Linked DNA regions of Homo sapiens: region 1 is linked to region 2. A link is an interaction called in ENCODE POLR2A ChIA-PET data of the cell type or tissue named here. Cell type or tissue: CD4-positive, alpha-beta T cell. All regions are shown on one strand. Each heading gives the region's core, and the rest is flanking DNA. Links, peaks and the distances in the headings are about the cores only. Region 1 has its middle 9.6 kb from the start of GPRIN3. Region 2 has its middle 61 kb from the start of GPRIN3.

Region 1 (4,405 bases), core at 150-4,149, 51 kb before region 2:
TGAACTCATGTCATAAGCATAATGTTTATGGATTGATGAATGTGTTCAGTTTGCCCCAGATTGGTTAAGTTTGTCTGGTTATAATGAAATTGGACCACTCAATCAGTATGACTTGAATTATACTCTGCAAACGCGGTGCCTCCTAGATTGCAGAAGATGGAAAGTCTGATTTACCCAATAAATCTTCTAGAATGGTACCTCAAAGAAATTTGGAACCTCAAAAAAATGGTTCTCTATATCCTATTTTTTCTGTTGCTTATTACACAGAAAATATATATATGTATATAGGGATCCATAAATCTAGATACAAAAATAATATGTTTTATTTTATATAGACTGAAGGTGTCTCTGATAAGATTACATTTGTCTAAATGCTGCCAGATTTTATGGAAATCTTTTATACACATGAAAGATAAATACAAAAAAGCCTTGTCTAGTTAACAAAAACACTTAATTCTTCTAATCATTTAATTGAAAATCATTTCAATTTGTTATTTCCAGGAATGGCTTGTCTCTCTAATTATCCATTTACTATAGGAAATCTCCATGTTTGTAGAAGTTGAATCACAATGCATATCAGTATGAAGTGGGTTGTTTTTCCCTATAGCAATAGTGTTGTAATTAGGCCTGTCTTCTCTGATCATGAATACAGTAATAAAATAATTCAGAGTTTAAAAACTAACACTGTTTCATAGAAACAAATACTAAAATCTCTGCAGTCATTTAAAATAAGGCTATGTTCTAAAATCTATAAAAATAATATAAATAAGTTGTGTACATCAACTATTCAAAGAATCCCAATGTACTACAATGTACATATATAACCCTTAACAATTTTAACACACACTCACATTGCTTCTTTAAAACAAATATTCCAGCTCTAATAGCCATTGTTTTAATTATACATGATTCAAGGATTAATTTTGTTTGCATTCTTGTGATTCAGAAGATGATGGAGGAAATAATGTTTTGCACTGAAACTGCTTAGGGAAGTTTGCATAATTTTTTTTCTTGATTTCCTGCAGCAAGAAGAAGCCTTAAAAATTATTGAAAAGTTCTAACTAGCAAACATTTGTTAAGATTCTACAGTATGCCAGACACAGTATATTAGGCACTGAAGACACAAAGTTGAGTAATATGTAGCTTTGCCCTGGTCTTGTAGCAGATTTCCAAACAAGCATGAGTTATGCATGAGACTCTATAGGGCACAGGGCAGCTAGAGTTTTGGGAAAAGAGAGGATCCTTGAAATGAGGATTTAAATGTAAGATAAAAATGGGTTAGTGAGGTGAGGAAGTGGAATGAACAGGAGATAATTTCGAGAGTGGGTAATTCAGGCTCTGCTCAAGATTGGGTCATCAGAAAATAGAATCATTCATTGTAATGTGCACATATTTGAAGTGCTTATTAAGAAACATAATTCATTAAATAAAATGCCTACTGAGTGTTTTATTATGTACTGGGCAATAGGTTCTAGGTGCTGCAAACATGATGATTAATGAAACAGTAAAAAATCTCTGACCTTTTGGAAGTTAAACTCTAGTGTGGCAAACAGATAAAAGTTGAATATACAAATAAATGTATGCCACAATGTCAGAGAGTAATAAATGTCATAAAAGAAAAAAAGCAGGGTCAGGGCCTGGAAAGTGACAGGGTGCTATTTTAAATTGAGGGGTGAAAGGTTAAGGAAATCCTCTCTGAAGAGGCGGTTTTGAGCAGACACCTGAATGAAGTTAGGGGGCAAACCATGTGACTGTCTAGTGAGGAAGAGCATTGCAGATACTACGAACAGCCTGTATAAAAGCTCTGAGGCAGGACCATGGCTTGGTATGCTTAAGGATCAGCAAAGAGGCCAAAGTGTCTGGAGCAACCTAAATGAGTAGACGAATAACAGGAAATGAGTTGGCAGAAGTGGCTAGCTTATGTAAAGTCTTTGAATTTACCAAAGCTATTTTTTCTACTTCCTAATTAGGTAGCTATACTGTATTTCTCAGCATGCCTTGCAGTTAGGTGTATAGACACATGAAAGATTTCTGCCTAATGGAATGCATCACTTTCAGACTTACTCATATAAATGTTGTGCGTGATTCTTTCTTCTGTTTGCTAGCCAGATGCACAGGATCCCACAGAAGACTCAAAGGCCCTGGGGAGTCCTGGGTCTCTGATCACTTAACTAGGAATATTTACATTGCACTTTGTATAAGCACAAAATGCAGTTAATTACACTAAGTCACCAAGATGTGGGGGCTCTCACTAATAAAGCTTTGGAATAATTACGGTTTAAAAAGAAGTGTTTAATAAAGCTGACACTTGAGTTTATTGTTTTTTTCATTCTTTATCCTATATCCCCCAGATTAGACAACCCTAGAGAAGCAAAGTGGCCACAGAAGATCAATTTGAAAGTTTTTGTTTTAAAGAGAAGAGGGATGGTCATCCTACTTTGTTTTAGTGATGCAGAGAGGTACAGACATCAACTTCCAGGGTGCGAGGGTCCTCAGATGCAGCCTCCGCCCACAGCTGCCTCTACCCGATTCTTTTCCTGTCCAGTTCCAACAAGAATAGCAGGAATGATCAGAACAAATCAGAAAAAGAAAAATATAGTTATCTATTAGACAGAACTGAACTTGGATCACTTCCTTTATAAGTAAAAAAAGATGATATGAGGAAAGCACTTGTGTATTGAAGAATTTGGCTCATTAATTAATAAATTCACCTTAAAATTTGCATAATGCTTTCCCTGCCTCTTCATCTTTTGGGTGCAGACACGTGGCTAAGATCCCAACAATATTTTATAAGATTTCTTTTTTCTCCCTGTAGAAATGGTCCCTAGCTGCATTTTAAATCTGCCTGTCTTTGGCAGTTTTTTTTTTTTTTTTTTTTGAGACGGAGTTTTGCTCTTTTGCCCAGACTGGAGTGCAATGGTGTGATCTTGGCTCACTGCAACCTCTGCCTCCCGGGTTCAAGAAATTCTCCTGCCTCAGCCTCCTGAGTAGCTGGGATTACAGGCATGCGTCACCATGCTCGGCTAATTTTGTATTTTTACTAGACACGGGGTTTCTCCATGTTGGTCAGACTGGTCTCAAACTCCTGACCTCAGGTGATACGCCTGCCTCAGCCTTCCAAATTGCTGGGATGACAGGCATGAGCCACCACGCCCAACAGTCTTTGGCAAATTTAAAATGAAGTGCCATGGCACTATCAAGCATTTGGTGCTTTATTTTATTTTTATTGCGCATGTACTCTGTTTCTGGCACTCTTCTAGGTACTTGGAATACAAAACTCCCTGCTCTTGTAGAGCTCAGAAAAAAAAGGCGTTTGATTATATTAAATAATATGACTTGGTTTGGTTTCACTTTTTGTATTAGTTTCCAATTACCATAGTTAGAAATTACCACTAGCTTAGTGGCTAAAAATAGCACAAATTTATTCTCTCACAGTTCTGGAATGAGGCCTATGGTACTAAAATCGAGGGTTTGGCAAGGCTGGTTCCTTCAGGAGGCCCCAGGAAAGCACCTGCGCTTTGTCTCTTCCAGCTTTTAGAGGCTGCTGGTATTCCTTGGCTGGTGACTACATCACTCCAATCTCTGCTTCTATAATCAGATTACCCTCTCCTCTGTCTGACCTTCCTGTGTCCTTCTCATAAAGAAGCCTTGGGATTTTATTCAGGCTCACTGGAATAATCCCAGATAACCTCAGCACAAGATCACTAACTTAATCACATTTGCAAAGTGTCTTTTGCAATGGAAAATAACATATTCACAGGCTCTGGGGATTGGAATATGGATATCTTTGGGGAAAGGGAGCATGGTGTTTAGGCTACCACACTTTTTCAATATTTAAGACCAAAGAAAGTATTTTCTTTTTGGGAAAGCTTCGGACAAATTGTTTTATAGAAGAATGATTCCATTCTCTTTCTCACAGATTGCAGGTAGACCACTAGAGCATGAAGGCATGTGTGAGTTCCATTATGCTGTGGGAGCAGGGTGTTCAGAGATTCAGTTCTATTACATTGTTGTCTGGTGATCTCCAGCAAATTCTTTAGTCTCTGTGACCCCTGGTTTCTTCATCTTTCCACAGCAGTGATAATGGTACCTCTGTCAACTGTTGTCTGTTGTCTGAAGATCAACTGAGATAACTATGAAAACCAGTTGACATACTGTGGGTGGAGTTTCTCAAACTCTCATACACAAATTTTTAGGGAATTAATAGATAGTTTTTAATAAATTTTTGATTCTCTGGATTTACATGCAATTTTTGTTCATATATATGAACATGGGGGAAATATTATCTCTATTTTTAATTATATTTTCTGAGTGTATATATTTTTCAAATACTGAAAATCATTGCGCTAGATAATTATAATAACATTTCTCGTTTTCTCTCAACTTCTCTAGGAATGGAATAGTT
Region 2 (4,405 bases), core at 307-4,306:
ATTAGCTTGTTAGGGACTAATGCAGCTGGTGACTTTAAGTTGAAGCCAGTGCTCATTTACCATTCTGAATATCCCAGGGCTCTTTAAAATTATGTGATAATTTGCTCTGCCTGTGCTCAATAAATGGAACAACAAAGTGTGGGTGACAACACATCTGTCCATAGTGTGGGTTACTGAATATTTTAAGCATACTGTTGAGACTTACTGCTCAGAAAAAAAAAGATGCCTATCAAAATATTATTGCTCATTGACAAGGCACCTGGTCAAACAAGAGCTCTGATGGAGAGGTACAAGAAGATTAAAGCTGTTTCATGCCTTCTATCAGAACATCCATTCTTCAGTCCATGGATTAAGAAGTAATTTTGACATTCAGGTTCTCTTATTTAAGAAATACAATTTGTAAACCTATAGCTTCCATAGAGAGTGATTCCTCTGTTTGATCTGGGCAAAGTACATTGAAAACCTTCGGGAAAGGATTCACCATTCTAGTTGCCATTCAGAACATTCCTGATTCATGAGAGGAACTCAAAAGATCAACATTAACAGGAGTTTGGAAGAAGTTGGTTCCAATCCTCATGGATGATTTTGAGGGGCATAAGATGGGGAAGTAACTGCAGATATGGTAGAAATAGTAAGAGAACTAGAATTAGTAGTGGAGCCTGAAGATGTGACTGAATTGCTGTAATCTTATGACAAAACTTCAACAAATGAGGGGTTGCTTCTTATGGATGAGCAAAGGAAGTGGTTTCTTGAAATAGAATCTACTCTGGGTGAAGATGCCATGAGCATTGTTAAAATGACGAAAAAGACTTTAGAATATTACATAAGCTTTGTTGGAAAAGCAGTGGTAGTATTTGAGAGGATTGACTCCATTTTGAAAGAAGTTCTACTGTGGGTAAAATGCTATCAAACAGCCTCACAAGCTACAGAGAAATCTTTCATGAAAGGAAGAGTCAATGGATGCAGCAAACTTTATTGTTGTCTTATTTTAAGAAATTGCCACAGCTACCCCAGCCTTCAGTAACCACCGCCCTGATCAGTCAGCAGCCATCAACATCAAGACAAGACCCTCCACCAGCAAAAAGTTTATGACTTTCTGAAGGCTCAGATGATCTTTAGCAATTTTTAGCAATAAAGTATTTTTAAATTAAGATTTTTACATTGTTGTTTTAGATATAATAAATTGCACAGTTAATAGGCTATAGTATAGTGTAAACATAACTTTCAGATGCACTGGGAAACCAAAAAGTTTGAGTGATTTGTTTTATTGTAATATTTGCCTTATTGCAGTGTCCTGGCACTCAATTAACAATATCTCTGAAGTAGGCCTGTACATAGATAGCTAGATAGCTTTACGTCCTGTTTTCTCTCTTATTGTTAGATTATAATATTAAAACATTTCCTTGTTATTTAAATTTCTTATGAATATTATTTTAAAAGCTGCAAAGTATTCCATTGTAATCATGTATTATCATTTATTTAAAGTTTTCTTTATTTTGGATGTTGACATTGCTTCCATTTTTACTAGGACAACTTAATGAACATCTTTATGCCTAAATATTGGTTTGTATTCCACATTATTTCATTAGATGTGATTGCCAGAAGTACAATTATTAAGTGAAATGTTGATGAATGAAACCAAATTAATCCAAAATATTTTGTCACAAAATCTACTTTCAAGAGCAGTTTGGAAAATACTTAACATAGTCCTTTCCATCATTAAAAACATAAGGAGACGTAAGACTTTGCTACTTGCTACAAATTTATTTAATTACCAGTAAGAGTGATTATATTTTATATGGTGATTAGCTACCACATATGTTGAAGCCAGCCTAATTTTTGTGCTTTGTAGGTAAATCTCTTTCCCCCCCCCCTTGGTTGGGTGATTGTTAACCTTTTTTCTTTACACTTGAAATTAAAATTGCTATAATATATCTATATTAAAATTAATTTTCCATGGAACACAATGGAAGTTTTCATTGTACCTACACAGGCTTCCATTCAGTTCAGCAATGATTTTCTTATATACTATTATTACGTTTCCTATTCTCATGTTTGGTCTTTAGTAACATGCATGATTTATAGGTTGGCTTCTCTGTTTTTTCTCTTATTTTATTTTATCTATTAATTTGGTTGTTAATATCATTTAATGCAGCTTTCCACCTTTAATGTTTTGTTTTTTGATTGCCACCAATGCTGACTTTAAATTTGTTGCTGTATTTGGGGGATTTTCGTATTATTTTCCCATAGTATTCAGTTCCTGTTTCACAACTGTTTTCATCTTAAGCCTTTCTCTTCCTATGAATTCCTTCTTTCCCTAAGAGGTGCTTCTTTCTCATATCCCCTTGAATGCATCAAACATGTTTTCTAAAAGCTCCTGTAGCTCCTAGAACATTTGGCTTTGTGCCTCTATCCTATTAGTATGAATAATTGTGTCAAAATACTGGGACAAAAGACAGTGCATGTAGGCTCTTCACCACAAGGCCACATTTCTGCTTGCAATTCACATTCCACTTCCCACTTTTAGTGGCAGTGTGTCAGTTTCTGTGTCATGTCAGGTTCTCTGAGAAGCAGATGCCAAGATGGAGTTAGGGATATGAGAGATTTATTATAAGTTTTGTCCGTGAAAGATAAAGAGGAGCGGCAACAGGAGTAGGAAAAACTGTCACAGGGCAATTCAGGTCTGAATCCTGTGAGAGGAAAGGATGGTGGGAGGAGAATTGGGTAGAAAGATGTTCAGAGTGTGGTGCCAGGTTTGAGAGCATTTTGGCCAGCCACTGGGCAGTTTCTCTAGAGCAGAAAGTACCCATTAGAGGAGTCTTACATTGGGTAGAAATTGGCAGGTCTCAGTCCCTCTACCGTGCATGTCATTGGCTGCGGGTTACCTGGGGACAGCAGGTGAGAGAGAGGGGTCTCTGCAGGGGACCTGAAGGCACTGCAGCAGGAGAGAAGCTTGCAGCAGTATGTCTTGAAGGAAGGTCCAAGGAAACTCCACCCTAGCTGCTACAGAAGGTAACCAGAGAATCAATGCCTTTCAATCTAAACATTTCAATTTCTGATCCCAACACATCCTAGTTACTAAAGATGTTTTTCTAGTCTTTTCTGGAGGTGGCATTTCCTCCCACATGAAGCAGCAAGAGTGAGCAATGGCCAGGAGGTTTGACAAGACCCAGCAGACTTCATGACATGTTGATAGTCCATTATCTTCCCTGAGCACTACATAATACTGCTCTATCACTTGACCTAGGTCACCGGTTTCAGTTAATTCTCAAATGTTTTCTACAACGCCTTTTTGCATAATCTGCCTGTTCCCTTTTCTAATTTTCTCTACTTCCATGGCTGATGTCAACTTACAACAGAGAAATGATTGTTGGTTTTGTCCTCTTTTTGTGCCATCTTCATCTGAAGAGTTTAACCATTTTGAATCACATCAACTTACTCCAATTTAATGCTCTCTAAGGCATTCCACTACATTTAAAATTAACACCCCACTTCTTACCATGGCGTACAAGATCCTATATGATCTGCCTTCTGACCTCGTCTTCTTTTGCTGATTCTCCTTACTCATCATAATCTAAACTCCTTGGCTTTCTTACATTTCCTTGACTACCTGAAACTCTATCTGGGCTCGAGAGTCTTCTGCTTCTATCAGTTTTCCTCCAGAGCTTTGTACCATGAGACTTCTGTTCTCAAGTATCAGTGCCTCAGAAGACTTCCTTGACCTCCCTACTTAAAATACAACCTCCAGCCTCTACCACCACCACTGTCTATTTTCTTAGCATGCTTCCTGGTCATCCTGTCCCCTTCCCTGATCATACTGTCATCAGTTTTGCCCTGCATTTTATTGCTACTTTGTGTCAACTCTTTTGTAGGGTTGGCATCGACATTCAGGATACTCTGTATAAGTTAGATCAAATGAGATCTAATCCATGCTAGAGCAAGGTGGGAGACCTCAAGGCTTCTAAGGAATTTGAAAGAGTTAACCAGTCTGAGCTACACCACTGCCTGGATCTGATTCTCGACACTGGTATTTCATCATCTGGAATTATATTATTTACGTGTTGTCTTATTTAATATCTGTCTTCCCCATCAAGAAAGGAAGTGCCAGAATGTCAAGAGCTGTGTTTGTGGCATAAACTTCTGTATGCCTGACCCTCCAACAGTAACTGGCACATGGAAGGCACATGTGCCTTACTAAATAAATAAATATTTATTTAGTAAATGAATGAGTGAATAATGGAGGAAAGTCTTTGTCTGAAAGAAGTATATTTTACATTCACAGCACAGCTTCTCAAACCTCAGCTATATGCATGGTGATCACAATAACTTTGACAGAGAGGACTTAGGGAAGATATTACAGAAGGTCTTGTGAGGAATATCAGAACACACATTGCTAAATGAGGGA

Evidence for each region. Peaks named below come from ENCODE experiments on the same cell type or tissue, not always from the same donor. Only the 100,000 strongest peaks of a DNase experiment are listed, where the experiment ranks them.
Region 1: POLR2A ChIA-PET joins it to region 2 with 6 read pairs; 3 of 35 experiments call an interaction of 5 or more read pairs at or near these places.

What each region holds. Positions count from the first base shown.
Region 1 is chr4:89,315,225-89,319,629 of GRCh38, forward strand. No RefSeq gene overlaps it. Among named protein-coding and RNA genes, the nearest start is that of GPRIN3, 9.6 kb to the left of the region's middle. In CD4-positive, alpha-beta T cell, for the core only: no CTCF peak of the experiment used is centred there; a DNase peak (open chromatin) is centred at 1,837; H3K4me3 peaks cover 882 bases; H3K27ac peaks cover 2,677 bases.
Region 2 is chr4:89,366,550-89,370,954 of GRCh38, forward strand. No RefSeq gene overlaps it. Among named protein-coding and RNA genes, the nearest start is that of GPRIN3, 61 kb to the left of the region's middle. In CD4-positive, alpha-beta T cell, for the core only: no CTCF peak of the experiment used is centred there; no DNase peak of the experiment used is centred there.